2 separate regions of the Homo sapiens genome follow, and region 2 is linked to region 1. A link is a loop called in an ENCODE intact Hi-C map of the cell type or tissue named here. Cell type or tissue: heart left ventricle. All regions are shown on one strand. Links, peaks and the distances in the headings refer to the core of each region. The heading gives the core; the rest is flanking DNA. Region 1 has its middle 340 kb from the start of CBLB. Region 2 overlaps CBLB (Cbl proto-oncogene B).

The links. A loop is a pair of places that touch in the nucleus more often than their neighbours do. Peaks named below come from ENCODE experiments on the same cell type or tissue, not always from the same donor. Only the 100,000 strongest peaks of a DNase experiment are listed, where the experiment ranks them.
Region 2: a loop joins it to region 1, with 2.9 times the contacts of the local background. A loop is called at or near these places in 5 of 110 quality-filtered maps.

The regions. Positions count from the first base shown.
Region 1 is chr3:106,202,217-106,220,017 of GRCh38, forward strand. No RefSeq gene overlaps it. Among named protein-coding and RNA genes, the nearest start is that of CBLB, 340 kb to the left of the region's middle. In heart left ventricle, for the core only: a CTCF peak has its summit at 6,962 (motif pointing left); no DNase peak of the experiment used is centred there; H3K4me3 peaks cover 248 bases.
Region 2 is chr3:105,703,996-105,706,495 of GRCh38, forward strand. It overlaps CBLB (Cbl proto-oncogene B), which reads right to left. Exons shown (of 19, transcript NM_170662.5): 11 at 1-178. Among named protein-coding and RNA genes, the nearest start is that of CBLB, 160 kb to the right of the region's middle. In heart left ventricle, for the core only: no CTCF peak of the experiment used is centred there; no DNase peak of the experiment used is centred there.

The DNA.
Region 1 (17,801 bases), core at 5,917-8,416:
ATCTGTTAATCATCATTTTGGTAGTAATTATGCCAGCACATACAAATAGCTATTTATAACTTAGGCCCTCGCCTCAACGCCATTCAGTGGATATCATAATGATAGTATCTGTATGTAAAGAATGATCTGCTATTGCTTTTACCAGAATAAATCTGAGGCTGTGGTGAGCACTCATGGCCATGACCTGTCTAATATAGTAGCATTTATATATTTCATGAATTCTAAACATTTTACAAGTTGATAGGGCCATGCTATGTAACCTACATAATTTATGGAAAATTCTACTTTGTCTCCTAGATGTCCTTGAAGTTAGAAGCACTTAGGAAAACTTTTGCTTTGAGTGCATTGTATAGGACCACATTAACAGGTAAGTAATTAGATATCTACTGATCCTGTTCATTTGAGTTAATGCAGCTCTTGCTAGAAACTGAATTCCTGACTGTCAAGTCCATTGCATTTGACATACTAGTATATATACCACCCTCTCTAATTTTATTAAGTACAGTTTTAATAAATTAAGATAGTTTATGTTTATGGAAATGATAATAATACATTACATTGGTAGTAGTTCATTCTACCTTGGAGAGAAAAAGTAAACAAATGAATATATAAATGAAACAATTATTTTATAAAGCTTTAGAGAGCCTAAGCCTGTAATTCTATATTAATTTGTGATTACAAATCTGTAAAAATGAATTAAAAGTTATGGAGAAGTCCAATAACAAATAAAACAATCTTCTGTAGGAGAAATGCTGAACAATTACAATTTGTTGCCTGAAAAGGTAAAAGTCAACTTCATAAAAATGGAGCAGGGCAAACATAATGAATATAGATTATTTGCCAAATCCCACAAGTACAACTTGTTCAAATGATGTTATCCAAACAGTGGATACAGATTAGAAACATGTGTAAGTTGAAAAAGGTTTTGGTAATTTTCTGGAAGGTAAAATAATTGAAGATGATGCAAGGATGTTTGAAATTATACATATATAGTAAATTTCTGATTTTGATTTTAAAAACTGTTCTGAGTATAAAAATAACACATTGTCATTGTAAGAAATAGAATTGTAGAAAATAAACACAGAAGTAAAATTAAAATAACCTACTCTCAAGTGTAATTACTTCCAGGCATACACACACACACACACACACACACACACACAGATTCACACATAATATATATATGAAATTAAATATATAATTTTGAATCTTTTAAAAATTCAACATGACACCATAATTTTTCTGTTATCGAAAAATACTCCTTATAAATATATTTTTAATCTCACCATATTTCAATAGAGTGTAACTTTTTGATAAATTTCATAGTTTTTGATTATGAAACTAATCTTTTTATGTTTGTCATTGATTTATATTCATTTTGTGAGAATTGTTTATTCATAAAATTATTCTTGTTTTCCACTGGTCATCATCAATAATTTTTTAGAATATTATAGTTTCAGATCATAGAAAAAAATTCGACATCTCATAAAATTTTGGACCACTGAAACAACTCTGCACTGAAAAGATGTGGTAGGATAAAATCTGACTGAGGGAAGTTAATACATACACACACACACACACACACACACACACACACACACACATACATGCTGTATTAGGGTTCTCTAGAGACCAAACAAAACCAATAGAATATATGAACACATACAGAAAGAGATTTATTATGAAAGATTAGCTCACTTGATCGTGGAAGCTAGGAAGGCCAATGATCTGCTGTCTGAAAGCTGGGGGCTCAGGAAAGATGGTGATATAGTTCTAGTCTAAGCAGGGAGTCAGTGGTATAAGTCCAGTTCAAACCTGAAGGCCCAAGAACAAGGAGCAGGAAGTCCTAGGGCAGGAGAAGATAGATGTCCTAGATCAATCAGAGACAGCAAATTATCCCTTGCTCCATTTTTTGTTCTACTGCGGCCCTCAATAAATTAAGTGATGCCCATCTTCATGGGTGAGAGCAATCTTCTTTACTTAGTCTACTGATTCAAACGTTAATCTATTCTAGAAACACTCTCACAGACACATCAAGAAATAACGTTTTACTAGCTATCTGGGCAACCTTTAGCCCAGTCAAGTTGACACATGAAATTAACCATCTCTCTTTCACACACACACACACACACACACACACACACACACTCATATCGAATATTTAAGGAAACAGAAAAGTCAACTTCTCTGACTCACTGTTGTAATATATTTCACATTCATCAAAGCACCCTTTCGTGTCAACTTCCTTCCAGGTAATTTTAGCAAATGCTGGTGGTACCCTGTTCATATTCCCTTATTTCTTTGAAGCTTCCCCCATCCACTATGGCTTTCTATTTCTCTCTCTGCATAAAAGTTTTGTATATCCTTTGAGCCTTCTTTGTCCGTACAGAGGAGTCAAACCAGAAATGCCAGGGAGTTAATGCTCCATGAGTAACCTTCAGGCAATGAGAAACAAGAGCTCATGTATAACATTCCAGCTTCCTCTCTCCTTAGTGAGAAAATTATGTTTTGTTTTATGCACTGTTTCACAGGGTCCCTTCATGCAGAACTTCTCACAGACAATGGGTAACTCCATTTATTGATGCACTTTTTATTGGTCCTCTTCTCTTCTGTGCTTTACTTCTGTACCCTCTCATTGTATTTTCCTCAAATAAACTACTTACACCCAAAATCTTGTCTAAGGGTCTCCTTTTGCAAGAACCAAATTAAGATAGTCGTAAATAATAAAAGATGGTGGGGTTTTTCTTTCTTTCTTTCTTTCTTTTTTTTTTGAGACAGAGTCTAGCTGTGACACCCAGGCTGGAGTGCAATGGTGGGATCTTGGCTCACTGCAACCTCCACCTCCCTGGTTCAAGTTTTTCTCCTGCCTCAGCCTCGCAAGTAGCTGGGATTACAGGGACGTGCCATCATGCCCAGCTAATTTTTGTATTTTTAGTAGAGACGGGGTTTCACCATGTTGGTCAGGCTGGTCTCGAACGCCTGACCTCGGGTGATCCACCTGCGACAGCCTCCCAAAGTGCTGGGATTACAGGCCTGAGGGACCGTGCCCGGCCAAGATGGTGGGTTTTTCGGGCCGGAAGCAGTGGCTCACGCCTGTAATCCCAGCACTTTGGGAGGTCAGGAGATCAAGACCATCTGGCTAACACAGTGAAACCCCGTCTCTACTAAAAATACAAAAAATTAACCAGGAGTGGTGGCGGGTGGCTGTATTCCCAGCTACTCAGAGGCTGAGGCAGGAGAATGGCGTGAACCCGGAAGGCGGAGCTTGCAGTCAGCCGAGATAGCGCCACTGCACTCCAGCACGACCTACAGAGTGAGACTCTGTCTCAAAAAAAAAAAAAAAAAAAAAAAAAAAAAAAAAAAGAATAGGTCTTTGGAGAGAACTGGAAGTTTTAGACCGTCAAATTTAATGCACAAAGAACTACCTACCTGTGGCTTTATTATTGTTATTTTTTTCATCATTATTTTTATCAGGACTTTTTTTTTCACTGCTCATCCCTCCCCTGATGCTGATGTAATGAGGCAGCCTAGTGCTTACGAAGGAGACCTGAAATAGGAATATACAGATGCACATTTACCCTGTCTCTATCGCCTAAATTTTCAGCCTCAGTTTCATCATCTATAAAATAGATGTAAAATACTTGCTTTTCTAGCCTTCTAAGCTTTCTGCAAGACTTAAATTGGATTAGAAAGAGTGTTTTCTATGCAATAGTTTAGGAGCTGACAAGAACTGATATCAAGTTTATGCTTGAGCTTTAATCTCCAACTCACATGTCCTTTGCTGTTAATGTGTTTATGCATTTGGTAACTTTACCTAACATCCTTTAGAGTACCATGTGTTGAACTTCAGGACTTGAACTCTATGAACGTTATTTATATTCTGCTATAGATGCACAAGAGACCAAACAGTTAACAATCACTGGTTGTTAACTGGTGCTGAGAGAAAAGTTCACTTTGTGTTTTCCTCATGGGCATCTTTGCAGCAGTAAGAGCTTCAACTACAGTTCTCCCCCAAAGGAACCTGTCTAAAACCTGAACTCTTCTTATAATACTTGATCAATCAGGAAGTTCGAAACACACAGTTCTTCGACTTAAGAGCGGCTAGGGGAAGAGCTCTGTTAACCACACCATTGTGGAGCCGGAAATTCTTGCTTCCTCTAGAAGCAGCCATCTGGAATCACTATTACTAAAGCAGAGAGATCCAATTACAAGTATATATTTGTCAGGGAAACGCCTGACAGCTTTTAAAGGAAACTCTATTCTATGGTGCCAAGGCCTGGCCAGGTTTACCTGCGGAAAATAAGTCAGATACAAAGGCATGATCTGTACCGCAGAAACGAAAAGGAAGGAGAAATGGAAATAAAATAGACCTCTATTTTTATTATTCAGATTGTTTTTATATAGAATGATACGTTTACCATGTTTTTAAAAAGATTATAGAATATGTTTTCTTCCGTAGCAGAGAGGGAGCAATCAAGCTCAAATTACAAAGCGAGGAAAAAGATGAAAGTTTAGAAACCCTTAGAACTTTGCTAATGTACAGACAGAAGCTGAGGAAGGCTGAAATACAGGAAATAATGATTACTATTTGTGTTCTCTTTCATAGTTTCCACTTTGGTTAAACTAACTGGAAGGAAACAAATGATTAGGTTACTTGTGTCATCACTTACATCAGTCGTTGTATTTTTGAAAAAAAAAAAAAAAAACAATAAAAACCCAACACATCATTACCGTTTCCCATTCAAGGAGAATGGGAATCATTGCTGTATCTTATTCCATGTCACAAGCTGAATAGTTTTGTTGCAAAGACAGGGGAATATTGAAATAAGCATAATAGTTTAATCATAGAAGTGGTTGTGAATTTTTTTTTGGAGACCAGAGGTTATAGATCACAGTAAACAAAATATCATCTACGGAACTCTCTCTTCATTCCCACCTTTGTTCCTCTCTGTTCCCCTGAATGAATGCTCAGAGTATCATAAGGATCATCATTACAAATGCACAATCTTTTGTATGGAATTTTCATTTTTTTCTTTATGAAGTATTCTCATCCTTTCAAAGAGAGCCCTGATCAAGCCCTTTTTAAAAACAAACAAAATAGAAATAGTGTTGAGTATCTGCCATGTGCTAACCATCAGGCTGGACATCATATCCATTAACTTACATTCATGTAAATTAGTGGTTATTACTTGGTTTCCTTTTCCCTCTATTCCCTTCCTACTTAGAGTGTGCAGCACAAACTTTAGCACTTAACTGTGGCATCTCTATTGTTTAATTTTTTCTAGGCTGAGTGTGGTGGCTCACACCTGCAATTCCTGCACTTTGGGAGGTGAGGTGGGCAGATGGTTTGAGCTCAGGAGTTCCAGACCAGCCTAGGCAACCTAGTAAGACCTCATCTTTACAAATAAATTCAAAAATTAGCCAGGTGTGGTGGCACACGCCTCTAGTCCCAGCTATTCAGGAGGCTGAGGTAGGAGGATCTCTTGAGCCCAGGAAGTGGAGGTTGCAGTGAGTAGAGATGGTGCCACTACACTCCAGCCTTGGTGACACAGCGAGACCCTGTCTCAAATAATAATAATAATAATAATTGCTTCCAGTGGATTTATCTTTGTTCCAAACAGGGTTTTGAACTTATTTTGAAGACTGAGACATTGTGTAATATCGAGTAGAGGCTTACTAAATGTTTCTAGAAGGTTACATCTCAGGTATAATACACTATAATTCAATGTGACTTCAGGCCATTCTTAACATTAAGGAAGCTTGATTTTCAGTAACCAGGAAATGAAAATGACATAGGCTAATACATATAAAAATCTCACTGTCAGCTGTATGACTTCAGTATGACATATAACCTCACTGCTTTTTGGCCCAATGTTATTGGATCAATGGAAAGGAAAAATTGTGGCATCCAAAAGAATGAGCTCCTGCTTCATAGGCATGACTGTGCAAAGAAGAAAAATCTGTAATCATTCTAAAGATATCAGTATAAGGGATAAACCAGTGATTTTAAAGTCATCCATATAAAGGGCTACTTTCCCCTGCCTCTTTCCAATCCATTCTGGATTAATGTTTTTGTAAAATACTTTAAAAATAAATTACCAGAAAAATGGAATAAAACGGAGAAATACAAAATATATATCCTAGTTTTTTTACTCTCAGATTCAACAAAGTTACGCTGCCAAATTGCTATGACTGCTTGTTCTAAATTTATAACTGACTTTGTTTCTGACTTGTAGCACATAATTTGTGGAGCAACACCATTCCGCAGACCCACATTTTAAGAAGTACTGGTGTAAATCATAATCTTATCTTGGGAACAGTTGCTTACTAAATACCAAAACAAACAGAAATCATAATCATTTTGCAGGGGAACTCTTCTGCTGGCCAGAGAAATAAACTTAAGGTAGAAAAGACTTGACTAACCGATTCTCTTTGTTTTTCTTTTATCTTTTTTTATCACCTTTGTTTTATGTAAGTAATTTTTTTTTTTTACATTTCACTTTCTTAATAGTATTCAAGTCTTGGGAACATAGTTCTTGCAGATAATTTTTCATATTTCCTTGTTTCTGGTATTCTTAATAAGCAATCTCTAATTAGCTCCTGTGTTTTTATTTTATTATGTGTTACAGGACTGTATATAAATCTTATTTTATATTAAGTGCTTCCTAAGGCTTTCAAGAGTCAGTTACTTCAAAAGAGGCTTTTCTAACCACTGGTAACAATGATATTACTAAGTGGTTTTCTTTGAATAATAACCATTACTTTCTTTGAAGTTAATGCCAAACTTAATTTTAAAAAATGATATAAACATGTATAAATTCAACAAAGAAAAAAGGGAGAATGAAATAAATTTTATTAACAAATACCTCGTTTGTTTAGCATTCATTTCTCCAATATAGATGCATACCTATAATAAATCAAACAATAACATTAAGTCTTAACATTGCCATCTGCTGGGAATGTCAGTGCAGTGATACATACTAGAGGTAACATGATGAATTTGTAGTAGCTAAAATCATTTAAGTGAAAAACGTAATTGTTTTTCACTATATAATTCCTAGTTTGATTAACTTTTCTTTCAAAAAATCTGAACTAAAGGAGAAGAAAAGTAAGAAAAATTTGCTCAGTTACTTTGAGGTATTAGAGAGAGTTTTATATATTTTCTCTCAAACATTATTTTATCCCTTGGAGACTGAGAGAGAATTTTTCTTCATGCTTTACCTACAGGGGCACAAATTCCATATAGCTTACTTTACTTTCTTAGGTGCTAAGGAAGATGTGAACAGGGCAGAAAGACAGCCAAGAGTTACCTTTGTATATGTTTTCACTGGTTGTTTTATTTCTCCTTATATATATTCAAAGTTAAAAATTCACTATAACAATGACTTTAATAGTTTCTACAAATGTTGACTGCCTAAGTGGAATGTAAGGCATGCAATTTGTAACTTTAAACAATTAAAATTGTAGTGGTAACTTCTTGTTTCACTATTATTAGACCATGAGAAAAAAATGCCCATTTGACTTTTATTGTCCACGTCAACATGCAGTATTTCAATAGCCATAAAAAAACCAAATGTATTGGAATATACATATAATTAATGTACTGTATTTGAAGAGATTTTAGTGGTCATTAAAGATGTCAAAAGCATGTACAAGGTACAAAGGAATCAGGGATATGGCAAAGATGAAAACATCAATAATATCCCTGAGTTCATGTCCTTGGAAGTCCATCAAAAGCATTCAAATTTTTTTATCCTACTGAATATACAATTATATGAGCCTTAAAGATTAAAAGAAAGCTCATGGCGTTTAGGTAGAAAGTTAGCCAGCAAGAACCAGTTTTCTAGAAAAACCCATTACCTTCTATTAGGTAGAAAAACAAGAAGAATGGTGAATTGCTGTTTGTTTTCTCCTCATGCTTCGAGCATGAGCAGGAGCAAGGCCTTTCAATGACTGAGAAATGTCAATCGATCAATAGGCGATGAATAGAAAACAAGAACATAAAAACAAATCATAATAACATGAATTCCAGGTAAGTCTCTAGTGAGGCATTTAAACATATTGCAATATGCTGAGAATTTCCAATTTGCTAATATTTTCCCTAGTTTATATATTTTCTTTTATAATAACACATCAATAGTGTTTCAGGTTTGATTTATGAAGGAAGCCAAAAATAATATAATTCGGGGTGAGTACAACTGACGTTTATCATCCCTTGAGAGATATGATGGGAACACTCTTGTGGCAACACTAAGTCATCTTTGTGCTCTTCACATAAAGATGAAGATTACATCAGAGAGTAGAAATTAGGTATTTTCCTTTCTACTAATGCTCTTTGCAGTGTTACGCTGAAAGATTTTGGGAGGAAACAGGCTATTGTCACTGGTACAGATCTTCATTTTAAAGACCATCTTGTCACTGTTTTAGAACACTGAACAGGTCTAGATGAACTTTAAAGGATATTTCTAACTTTGATTCTAAAAGTAAACATTACAAATTATTTTTTCGATTGAAGTAAACAACTACAAATCACATCCAAACATTATTTAATCCCCCAGAATGACTCAGTACAGGATCTATTTGTTGAAGGTAAATATGAAAATTTTGCTTGAAACTTTTGCATAATCACATATTTTGAAAAGTAAGAAGTTATTTTCACAAAAGAAAAGAAACAGACATAAGCATGATATGCGTGAATGGATAATAACTGTTTTGTTTTGAGTATAGTCTATTATTTGTAATGGCAAGTTTACAATTTCCTACATGATATATGACATTCTGAGTAGTATCATTTAAATATGTAATTTAAGGTTGCATGGAGGAATATGTTCACCTACCGAAATTGAGACTGGAGGGAAAAGTTGACTAGTTTATTTTTAGCTGCTGTTTAACATGCCAGAAACAGAGCTAGTTGCCTAACATATATGGTTTCATTTAATCGGCCACTGCTTTTGGAGACAGGCAACTTTGTGAAGTAGAAAGAATGCTAGGGAAAGGTAATAAGAAAATCTGGGTTCCAGTTTGTGTGCAGGCATGGGTGAAGTTGAATGGAGTTAGTAGACTTCAAGAAATAGTGAAGCCGTTTTATCAAGTAGGTCATCTAGGTAGAAATGGAAAGTACTCAGGATGACAGAATCCTTAGAAACTAGTTTATGATCTCTACTTCCAAGTTGCATGATACCATGTAAGTGAGATAAATTATGAGACATGATTCATGTATTTCAATAAATATAAATGAGACTCCAGGAAATCGATAAATGGTAGTAAAAAGGAAAATAGAACTGTATGCATTTTCAGTCAGTGCAATGGAAATACTTGGAAGGAAGTAATTGAGTCAAGAACATGAAAAATAAGAATACCATGATAGGAGGGGCACTGAGATAATAACCAGACAAAATCCCGAAATAATGGAAATGTGAAAATGATTTTCAACCAGAACTGCTGAAAACTACCTTCGCTGCAGGTGTCCAGAGAACTGTTCAATGCTCGAGGATAGCATTGGTGTAAGGTTGCTGAGGCTAGTAGAAATTTAGCTCAGGCATCTTTGCAGGGGGTGTGTGGCCCTGTGCAAGTTGAGATCTGAATGGATTCTAAGGTCCAGTGAAAAAGGAAGCCTGTGACTGGGTTGCAAACTGCTGAAAATTGCACAGGATGGATCTTGGAAGAATCTGAGAGCTCTAGCAGTTGATATTTTGCTCTGTTCAGATAAAAGCAATGATGGTCTCTGACAGCTTGCTTTGATTATAATAGTATTTATTGAAACTCCTACACATAAAGCACTATGTTAGTTCATTTTTTTTACTTTTGTTAGTTTATCAACTTTTTACAATTGATGTTCATCTTTTTACATTTTACATTTGTTGCTTCACCAATTGTTTACAATTTACATTTGTTCATCAATTTCAACAAAATCTAATGTTTGTATTATCTCTATTTTTCAGATGAAAAAACTTAGGCTAATAATGGTAAAATTAAAATTCTAATCTCAGTCTTTCTATTTCAAAGCCTGAACTTTATATCTCTATCTTATACTATTTGCCTAAAAATCTCTAAAAGTAAGCTATAAATTTATTTTTCTATTAAACAAACAACTAAAATCACATCCAAACACATTATTTAATCTCCAAGAATGAGAGCTTTTATCAATATTTTTGATACATATACATTTTAATTATATTATACCTAAACCACTCAGGATTAATGCTTGATTCCAGTCTTATATTTTCCCATTTATCCTGGAGAGCAGAACATTTAACCTGAGTGGAAGAAACATGTCATATACACTTCAGCAAAAAAAAACTTCAGTTGTATATAGAAAAGATCAATTAAACAGTGGTCACAATGAAAAGAGGACCTTGCTTTATAGGTCTTTTTAAAAATTAGAGCTAGTAATGATAAATCCAATTGTCTTTTTCTAGTTGAAGAAGGAAACTCACAGAGCTAAAACTACTAGTAGAAAAGAGAATGAAGAAACAGAACTGAAGCGCAATTTCCTCACCACTCTCTCCAAGAGAGAGCCATGTAAAACTCACAGAAATATCTTCTTTTGTTGAAATACCACAAGGGATTTTTTGTTGCCAATTTATAGGCCAATCAACTTTAAGTATACCTAATAGCACCTTGTAAAATCTAAGCAGTTTGAACAGCAGGTCCTGTCCTGATGTGATTGGTCTTCTGAGTCATTGCTTCTTTAAAAGACTGAATTGATCTTTTTCTATCTTGACTCTGGTAAAAATATGAGGTTTTTTGGGTCAAATGACAAGTACTCTGCCTACTAAACTACTTTCCTTGATTTTTGAGGACAGAGTGAGTTTTCCTCTCTGCCTTTTAGGCAGAAGCTTGAAAAGTAAATTGAAACATTTTTTCCCAGAATGACTCATACCAAAACCTTTAAAGATAGCCATTAAATTTTATTGTACTGGTAGTCCTGCCATGAAATAGATTTGTATTTGATTGCTCTCTACCTTCATGTTAATACATAATATTAAGGCTGAGCACTCATATAGAAAAAGAATTTCCAAAGTGAGGGGCCGTCAAACTTCTTGGCCAGTTTTTAACATTAATTTTTACTCATTTTTAGTGGATTTTATCTTCTTAGTCAATGAATTATAACTATTGAATAAATTGGATAGTGTCCCTTAATACAAAATATGTAATATTGGGGACTCAAAGAGAAATTATAGCAGTGGTATGTTTTTATTTTTCTCCCACTACTGAAGTAATAATCCCAGTAGAGTTCTTAGTAGTATGTGGTATAGCTCTCACACTATTTCTATGTACAAAATCTTTAGTTTCTGATTTTTTTTCTTGACCAGTGAAGACAGAAATTTCATAAAAGAAACAAGGTAATAATTACTAAACTATAAATTAAATTAGAAATCTAGTTGGGGAAGGTACCAGAGGAAGAATGAGAGGCTAATAAATGCTTTTGGATTGAAACTTATATGTAGATAAGCAATGCTATTCGTTAATGTTATACTTAAAAGAAATATGCATGCAGAAGACTAATCTATATATCTCCCAATTAGTGTACTGTATTTTTAAAAAAGAAAAAGTTATTGCTATGGCTTTTATCCCTTTTCTCTCATCTTATACCTACGGTGTATTTAGTAGCTGTCACAGAGTGGGTGAAAATGGTGACAGAACTTTTTTTAAAATTGTACTTAGAGGTTTTGGTGACATAGTAAGTTTAAGGTGAATTCTATGTGTGCCATTGTCCTCTTTTTTCTTTTTTTAATCTGACTGTGTCATTCTAGTTAAAGTATTTGCCTCATGATCACTGTGCGTGGAAAAAATTCAAAGTAGCAAATTCAAAGGGTAACCAAAGTAGGGTGGGGTGTTACATGCTATTATTGCAGAAAGAGGCAGCCTTCATATTTGTCCATCCTCATGGCTAGTGAAGAGGACTTTTGTGTAACAACATAACAAGGTTTCGCTATGAGAGGCAATCTCTTTTAGTCAAAAATAGACACTTACTTATATGTGCTCCACACTGAAGAATGGAACCTTCCTAGAACGGAGTGAAAATCAGATCGTTGCAGGGCTCAAGCTAAGAGGTTTAGGAATTCCACAGCACAGGATGACAGGAGCTGAAGCAGGATGAAGTCTGGGAGCTGAAAGAGAAGAAGGTAGAAAAGAGAGTGGAAAGAGAGTCAGACCAAGTAAGAAATAATTTTCAGTTTTCCATCTAAGATGATACTGAATGGACAGGAAGTCAACCCAATGAGAAAGTAAAGTAACACGTTCTCCTATGAGTTGCTGAATTCTAAATGTGTTATGATCAGCTATCACTGCTCTTCAATACATTTTAGCATCTGCATTGTATAACTATTATTTTATATTGGTATTATATGAAGCATTCTGTATTGTTAAAATAATTAATTGGAAGGTCATTAGGCTGAGATGGCTCCACTGGCTTGGGTTCCTACTTAAGTAAACAAAAACCGAATTCAATGTAAACAGTAAAATGAAACTTAAGCTTAACCAATCAGAAATTGCCAGCTTTTAACTACGGACTTTCTTCTTTGGCCGGTCAAATATTTTCTTTGTCTTTGTTCTGTAAAGACCTTATAATGTTTCCCCTCTCTCCTTCTTAGTGGAGTGATGAATTACTTGCCATCTGATGCTGCCCAATTCATGAATTGCTGAATGCTCAAATTTTTTAAACTTGTAATGTGCCTAAGTTTATCTTTTAACAGGATTAAGGACCAAAATGTGATCTGTTGGGAGCCAAATGTACAATAAATTCAATTAATAGCATTTTGCGTTTTTAACATAAGTTTGAATGGGACTTTGTTGATCTCTGCATTTTATTCTTTCTCTGATAGAGCTGTGTTGAAGTTCTGTTCTGATTCTCTCATTTCTATCTGCTTCAGCAGATCTTCAATGTTGGCACCCAGGTAAACTTTTCCTCTGGCTTCTACAACCTACAGCTTAATTCTGTGGGTTAGGGCTTGTTTCATCCCTGTGGGTGAACATTTGCTATGCTGAGCTCTTTGGTTTCTCTTCAGGGAACATATCTGTGGGCTACACTCATAGTGAGGATGACTCAGGGCCTGCTGTGGCCTTGGAGAATGAGACCCTAAGAGAGAGAGTGTTCTTCGAAGCCCTATCACTAAAAAGTTGCAAATGAGGATGACATTTGAATGGTACTGAATGAGATACAAGAAAAAGGAGTTTAGATAAAAGCTCTATCATTCAACTTCTTTTGTCCAGGAAGGCATAAACTTCTTCTATGCACTGCTCTGTAAAATTCTCTTACCATTTTAAGACTATTTTAATTGTAAAGAGGGTATCATAGGTTGAGTTAAAATTTGCTCCCCAGTAAATTCAACCCATTGGTTTCTGATCCTTCAGAACCAACATGATGGAGCTGGTTCCCCAACAGAACATAATTTCTAAACCTCTCATCTAATCACTTGAGTTTGAGATCCAAAGCTTTCATGGGAAAGTTATTTTAAACCCTCAAAGACCAGATATTGCCAATGTTAGTAAAACATGGAGAACAAAATAAAAGTGCCACTTTTTTAAATAAGAAATCAGCCTGCATTCTGAATTTGATTAAGAAATCATAGAAAAAAGAAACTACAGATTAAAGATGCTTACATGGTAAACAAAACACTTTTTTTTTTTTTTTTTGAGATGGAGTCTTGGTCTGTCACCCAGGCTGGAGTGCCATGGCACGATCTCAGCTCACTGCAACCTCAGGTTCAAGGGATTCTCCTGCCTCAGCCTCCCGAGTAGCTGGGATTACAGACATGTGCCCCCACACCCAGCTAATTTTTTACAGAATATTAATACACTAATACCAAATGAAATTTATTCAGGAATATAAAGATGGATCACTAAAAATATCAATTACAATAATACAAAATAGTAATTTACCCAAAGAGGAAAATAATAAGATTTTATAATAAATGCATTTGATAATGTCCAATACATATTTCTGATTTTATAATCTGATGAAAATAGAAGAAAAAGATTATTCTTCAACCTGACCGATGTACATTTTAAACTTACCAACATCATATTTCAGATTTGAGTACTGGAAGAATTCTCATTCAAGTAAGAAGGTTGAGAAGAGTGTAAGATATTACTACTACCAGTTTTCATAGTCCTAAAACTTTGAAATTGATAAGAAAAGGGAAACAAGAACCATAAACATTTGTTAAAAAAGCCAAGGAAATTATCATTATTTACCAATAGTTTGGTAGCATATATGGAAAACCTAAAAATGTCTAGTTGGAAAGATTAGAAATAGACAATTTCCAACAATTTCCAATATTCAGAAAAATAGTTAATTTCAAAATTATTATTTTTTTAGTAGTTTTGCACATGTCAAATATAAAGTAGAAAAATATAATGAAGGAGTTTCTATTAAAATATCAGGAAAACCATACAATGGCTAGAAATACACTCAAGAAGAAATGTGTAACATCTACAAAAAGGAAACTCTAAAGCACTACCAAGGGAAAAACAATAAATAACATTTTAAAAACATGAACTACTTTAATGAAATAGAGCATATATCAAAAATATATACCAACATTTGGATTAATAATCAAGATACATTCTGATGAATTTTCACACAATAAACATATCTACATAACCTCCAAATAAATAAATTTAACAGTTTTCTTTAGAGTTACATCTACATTATGAGACTGGTATTGTTTATTACACCTTGTGTGACATTGGAACCAAGATAGTATATGAAGCCTTACAACCACCACACCAGTTATGACATAAAGTATTTCCAGCACTCCACAAAGTTCCCTCAATCCTCTTTACAAATAAATATCCTTCCTCTATTCCTAACTCCTGGTAACTAATGATCTACTGCTGTCATTAGAATTCATATAAATCAAACCAGAGAATATTCATCTTCTGTCTAGCTTATTTTATTTGGCACAATGCCTTTGAAATCTGTTAATTTGTCCCGTATATCAATAATCAACTGACTTTTCCTACCTCGTAATATTGCATTGAATAGATATACCACTATTTTACAATTCTTCCATTATGTATGGATATTTGGGTTATTTACAGTTTTGGGTCATTTTATATACAGCTGCTATGAACATCCAGGTAATGTCTTATGTGAATATGTTTTTATTTTTCTTAGGCCTAATGCAATTTTAACACTAACTACCCAGAATCAGGTCAAACTTCACAGATTAAGGGCACAGTCCTTGACAAGACTGCACTCACTTTAGGAACAAATTAGAGGATTCCCAAAAAGTGTGGTTTACCTACACTTTTGACCAACTGACTATAAATTTAGGGTTTCTACTACCACCCCTCATGTTGAGTAATTACGTAGAATGACTCACAGAGCTCAAGAAATCACTATACTTATACTTTTATTATAGCAAAAGGATATGAATAAGAACAAGCCAAGGAAAAATCATATAAGGCAAGGTCTGGAAGAGTCCCAAACGTGAACTTTCCATGTCCCCAGATGCATTACCTTCCCGGGGCCTCAGTGTGTTTCACCAACCATTGATGGTAATTTCAGGTGTCCAGGTGACATGTGAGCTTCGGGTGTTCAGAATTTTTAGTGGGGTTTCAGTAAGTAGGCATGATTGACTGAATCCTTGGTTATATAATTGAATTCAATCTTCAGGCTCCCTTCATCCCTAGAGGTTGGGAGTTTGAGCTTATATCACATAGCTCCAAACCCTGAAAGCTCTAATCACATGGTTGGTCTTTCCAGCATAACTAGCCCCTATTGTGCAACCATCTAGGACCCACGATAAGTCACTTCATTAGCATAATCTCAAGAAGTGTGGTCTGAGAGTCCTACCCTGAAAAACAAAGATACTCCTGCCACTAGGACATTCTCAGGATTTAGAGGCTCCTTCCTTGAAACTAGGGACAAAAGCTAGACAAAACTAGTAAATATGTAGGAATGGAATTGTATGTTCTATTTTATATGAAACTGACTAATTCTTTTCCAAAGTGCCTGTAAAATTTTGATAAGTAATACATGAGAGTTCTAATTGTTTGTTATCTTTGCTATTATTTTGTACTGTCAGTCTTTAAAATTTAGTCATTTTATTTGGTTTACATTGGTATCACATAATGAATTTCCCTAATGATTTGAATTTCCCTAATGATTAATAATTTTGAAACTGTTTGATATTTTTACAGTTCTTGGGTCTCCTTTAGTGAGGCGTCTCTTAAGGTTTTGCCTTTTTTAAAAATTATACTATAAGTCCTGGGATACATGTGCAGAATGTGCAGGTTTGTTACATAGGTATACATGTGCCATGGTGGTTTGCTCCACCCATCAACCTATCATCCACATTAGGTATTTCTCCAATTCCTTTCCCTCCCCTGGCCTCCCAACCCCTGACAGGCCCCAGTGTGTGATGTTCCCCTTCCTGTGCCCATGTGTTCTCATTGTTCAACTCCCACTTATGAGTAAGAACATGTGGTGTTTGGTTTTCTGTTCCTGTGTTAGTTTGCTGAGAATGATGGCTGCCAGCTTCATTCATGTCCCTGCAAAGGACATGAACTCGTTCTTTTTTATGGCTGCATAGTATTCCATGGTGTATATGTGCCACATTTTCTTTAGCCAGTCTAACATTGGTGGGCATTTGGGTTGGTTCCAAGTCTTTGCTATTGTGAATAGTGCTGCAATAAACATACGTGTGCATGTGTCTTTATAGTAGAATGATTTATAATCCTTTGGGTATATACCCAGTAATGGGATTGCTGCGTCAAATGATATTTCTGGTTTTAGATCCTTGAGGAATCACCACACTGTCTTCCACAATGGTTGAACTAATTTACACTGCCACCAAGAGTGTAAAAGCATTCCTATTTCTCCACATCCTCTCCAGCATCAGTTGTTTCCTGACTTTTTAATGATTGCTATTCTAACTGGCATGAGATGGTATCTCATTGTGGTTTTGATTTGCATTTCTCTAATGACCAGTGATGATGAGCTTTTTTTCATATGTTTTTTGGCCACATAAATGTCTTCTTTTGCGAAGTGCCTGTTCATATCCTTCACTCACTTTCTGATGGGGTTGTTTTTTTCTTGTAAACTTGCTTAAGTACCTTGTCGATTCTCGACATTAGACCTTTGTCAGATGGATAGATTGCAAAAATTTTCTACCATTCTGTAGGTTGCCTGTTCACTCTCAGGATAGTTTCTTTTGTTGGGCCAAAGCTCTTTAGTTTAATTAGATCCCATTTGTCAATTTTGGCTTTTGTTGCAATTGCTTTTGGTGTTTTGGTCATGAAATCTTTGCCCATCCCTGTGTCCTGAATGGTATTGCCTATGTTTTATTCTAGGATTTTTACGGTTTTAGGTCTTAGGTTTAAATCTTTAATTCATCTTGAGTTTTTTTTTTTTGTATAAGGTATAAGGAAGTGGTCCAATTTCCGTTTACTGCATATGGATAGCCAGTTTTTCCAACACCATTTATTAAATAGGGAATCCTTCCCCCATTGCTTGTTTTTGTCAGGTTTGTCAAAGATCAGATGGTTGTAGATGTGTGGTGTTATTTCTGAGGCCTCTGTTTTGTTCCATTGGTCTGTACATCTGTTTTGGTACCAGTACCATGCTGTTTTGGTTACTGTAGCCTTGTAGTATAGTTTGAAGTCAGGTAGCATGGTAGCATGAAGCCTCTAGCTTTGTTCTTTTTGCTTAGGATTGTCTTGGCTATACAGGCCTTTTTTGGTTCCATATAAAATTATAGTTTTTTCTAATTCTGTGAAGAAAGTCAATGGTAACTTAATGCGAACAGCATTGAATCTATAAATTACTTTGGGCAGTATGACCGTTTTCA
Region 2 (2,500 bases), core at 1-2,500, 500 kb before region 1:
AACCCGTTGGGCTGCCACAGGGAGATCTAACTATGCCTTTCTGAATTAGATCCAGGCGAGGAGGCACGGGTGGCAGGCTTAGATGTGGGATCTGGAGTGGGTCAGGCTGTGGCTTTCTTCTCTGGGCAAGGGGAGAGGATCCTGGTGATGTGACTGGTGAGTTCTGCCTGTCAGTGCACTAGAACAGAAAAAGAGAAAGATGCCGCTGTTTATTAGCTGTGCAGAGTGTTCTCTGTTCTTAAAGAATATATTTGGTTGGAAGAAGGTTTCTGGCACCATACATTTGTTAAAATGAATTCCCTTAGTTTACCCTGATTAATAGAAGCAAATAGTTCATACTGTCCCTCAAGGGTAGTATTACGAAAAGAAAAGACTGATAAGTTTTTCCTACATATTGCAGAAAGGGGCTAAGAAAAAAGAACAGCAAAAGTATAGTATAAAGACAATCAAATGCAGATATTCTTCAAGAAAACCATCTATATTTTATGAGGAATCCAGAAACACATAATGCAATAATGCACATTGCTCTTGGATCTCTATATTATAAATTTTTTTGCTCGAGCTTTGTACATTCTAATACTTAGCTATTGCTTTGTTCCAAACATGTATCTTGTATGTAGTCTATTTTCCTGCAAACCAATTAAATCAGGTGGGGTTTTAAAAAAATAATTGTGTGTTTAAAACAAACTGATTTAAGCCTATTTTTTTTTCCTTAATACTACACATGGAAAAGATTCTCAAGTTAAACATTTTTCTTGAAACACAATGAACTATATCTAGGAAAGTCTGTCTGTACTTCTGGCAAAAACTAAGTTTCTGTTACTACAAGTTTTCCATATTGTCTGGTAGATAAAGTAGCATCGAAAAGCCAGTAAGTATTTCAATTTGTACGTAACACTTCCTATTGCATAATGTTGTGTGTTTGTGTGTGTGTGTCTATGTGTTTTAATGCAGCATAACCTAATTTCTATTTGTTATAAAAGCCATACAGTTAATCAAGTAGCCTTAACAGGATAAACAATATTCTGTTCTAAAATACTGGGCAGTTTCCAAGTCTAAGTTACTAGCTCTTTGAAGATTTAGACTTAATGTTTACAACACTATCTATCATGCTTTGATATTGTTCTGTTTCTGAATGCTAGTATTTATAGTTTTAAACTTATTTGTAAGCCATTTTCCTCCTAACATTACTTACCTTTGTACGAATTGCTGATGTCATCATTTGACAATTTAATATGAACTCAGCAGCTTTATCATTTAGTCTGTCTTTAACTGAGATAATGGATTTGCGTTCACATTCACACTTAGTTACATTGTATAAGGCTTTTGTTAATTAACTAAAATCCATAGTTTATTCAGATTTCCTTAGTTTATACCCAATGTCCTTTTTCTTCTCCAGGATTTCATGCAGGATACTGTATTAGTTTTTATTATTACGTCTCCCTACTCTCCTTTTGGCTCTGACAGTTTCTCAGACATCCATTGTGTCTGATGACTTTGACAGTTTTGTAAAGTACTGGTTAGAGATTATACAGAATGTTTCTTTATTGGGATTTGTCTAATTTTTAAAAATAATTAGCCTGGGGTTAAAAGTTTTGAGGAGTAGGACCACGGAAGTAAAGTGTCATTTTGACCACATCATATCAAGGATCCATGCTATCAACATGATTCATCACTGCTGTTGCTGACCTTAATTACCTGACCGTGGTATTGTTTATCAGACTTCTTCACTGTTAAGTTTCTTTTTTTCTCCTCCTTCCCATAGTATACTCTTTGCAAGGAAGTCACTGCACAGCCCACATTTATATAGTTGGAAATTTATGCGTCCTTTGTAAAGACTTTTTAAAAATAAATCTGAGGCCAGCCCTGGTGGCTGATGCCTGTAATGCCAGCACTTTGGGAGGCCAAGGCAGGAGGACTGCTTGAAGCCAGGAGTTTGAGACTAGCCTGGGCAACATGGCAAGACCTCCTCTTTACTAATTTTTTATTTTTTTTAAATTAGAATGGTGTGGTGATACACGCCTCCAGTCCCACGACTCAAGAGGCTAAGGTAGGAGGATTCCTTGAGCCCAGGAGTTTGACTCTACAGTAAGCTATAATCGTACCACTGCACTCCAGCCTGGGCAACAGAGCAAGACCCTGTCTCTAAAAAAATAATAAAATAAATAAATCTGAGTAGCTAAACAGAAGACTATACCTCCGATATGCCTGAATATTGTCATGACATTACTAAACTGCAAAGTCTTTGTCTCTGTTGGTGCCGAATAACAAAATCATTCAACAAAATTCAACATAATTTTACATTACAATTTTTAGAAACATTTCTTTTTTAAAAATTAATGATTCTTTTTCATTTCTTTTAGCTCGGTTATGGTAAGTCAAAAAAATTCAATTGTCACTGAAGGAGAAAATAAAGAATCTCTATAGTCACAAACTGACTTGAGTACAGCCAGTGATTCTTAACAAAAGAATAGTTCTACCCAGAAAGTCACAGGGCCTC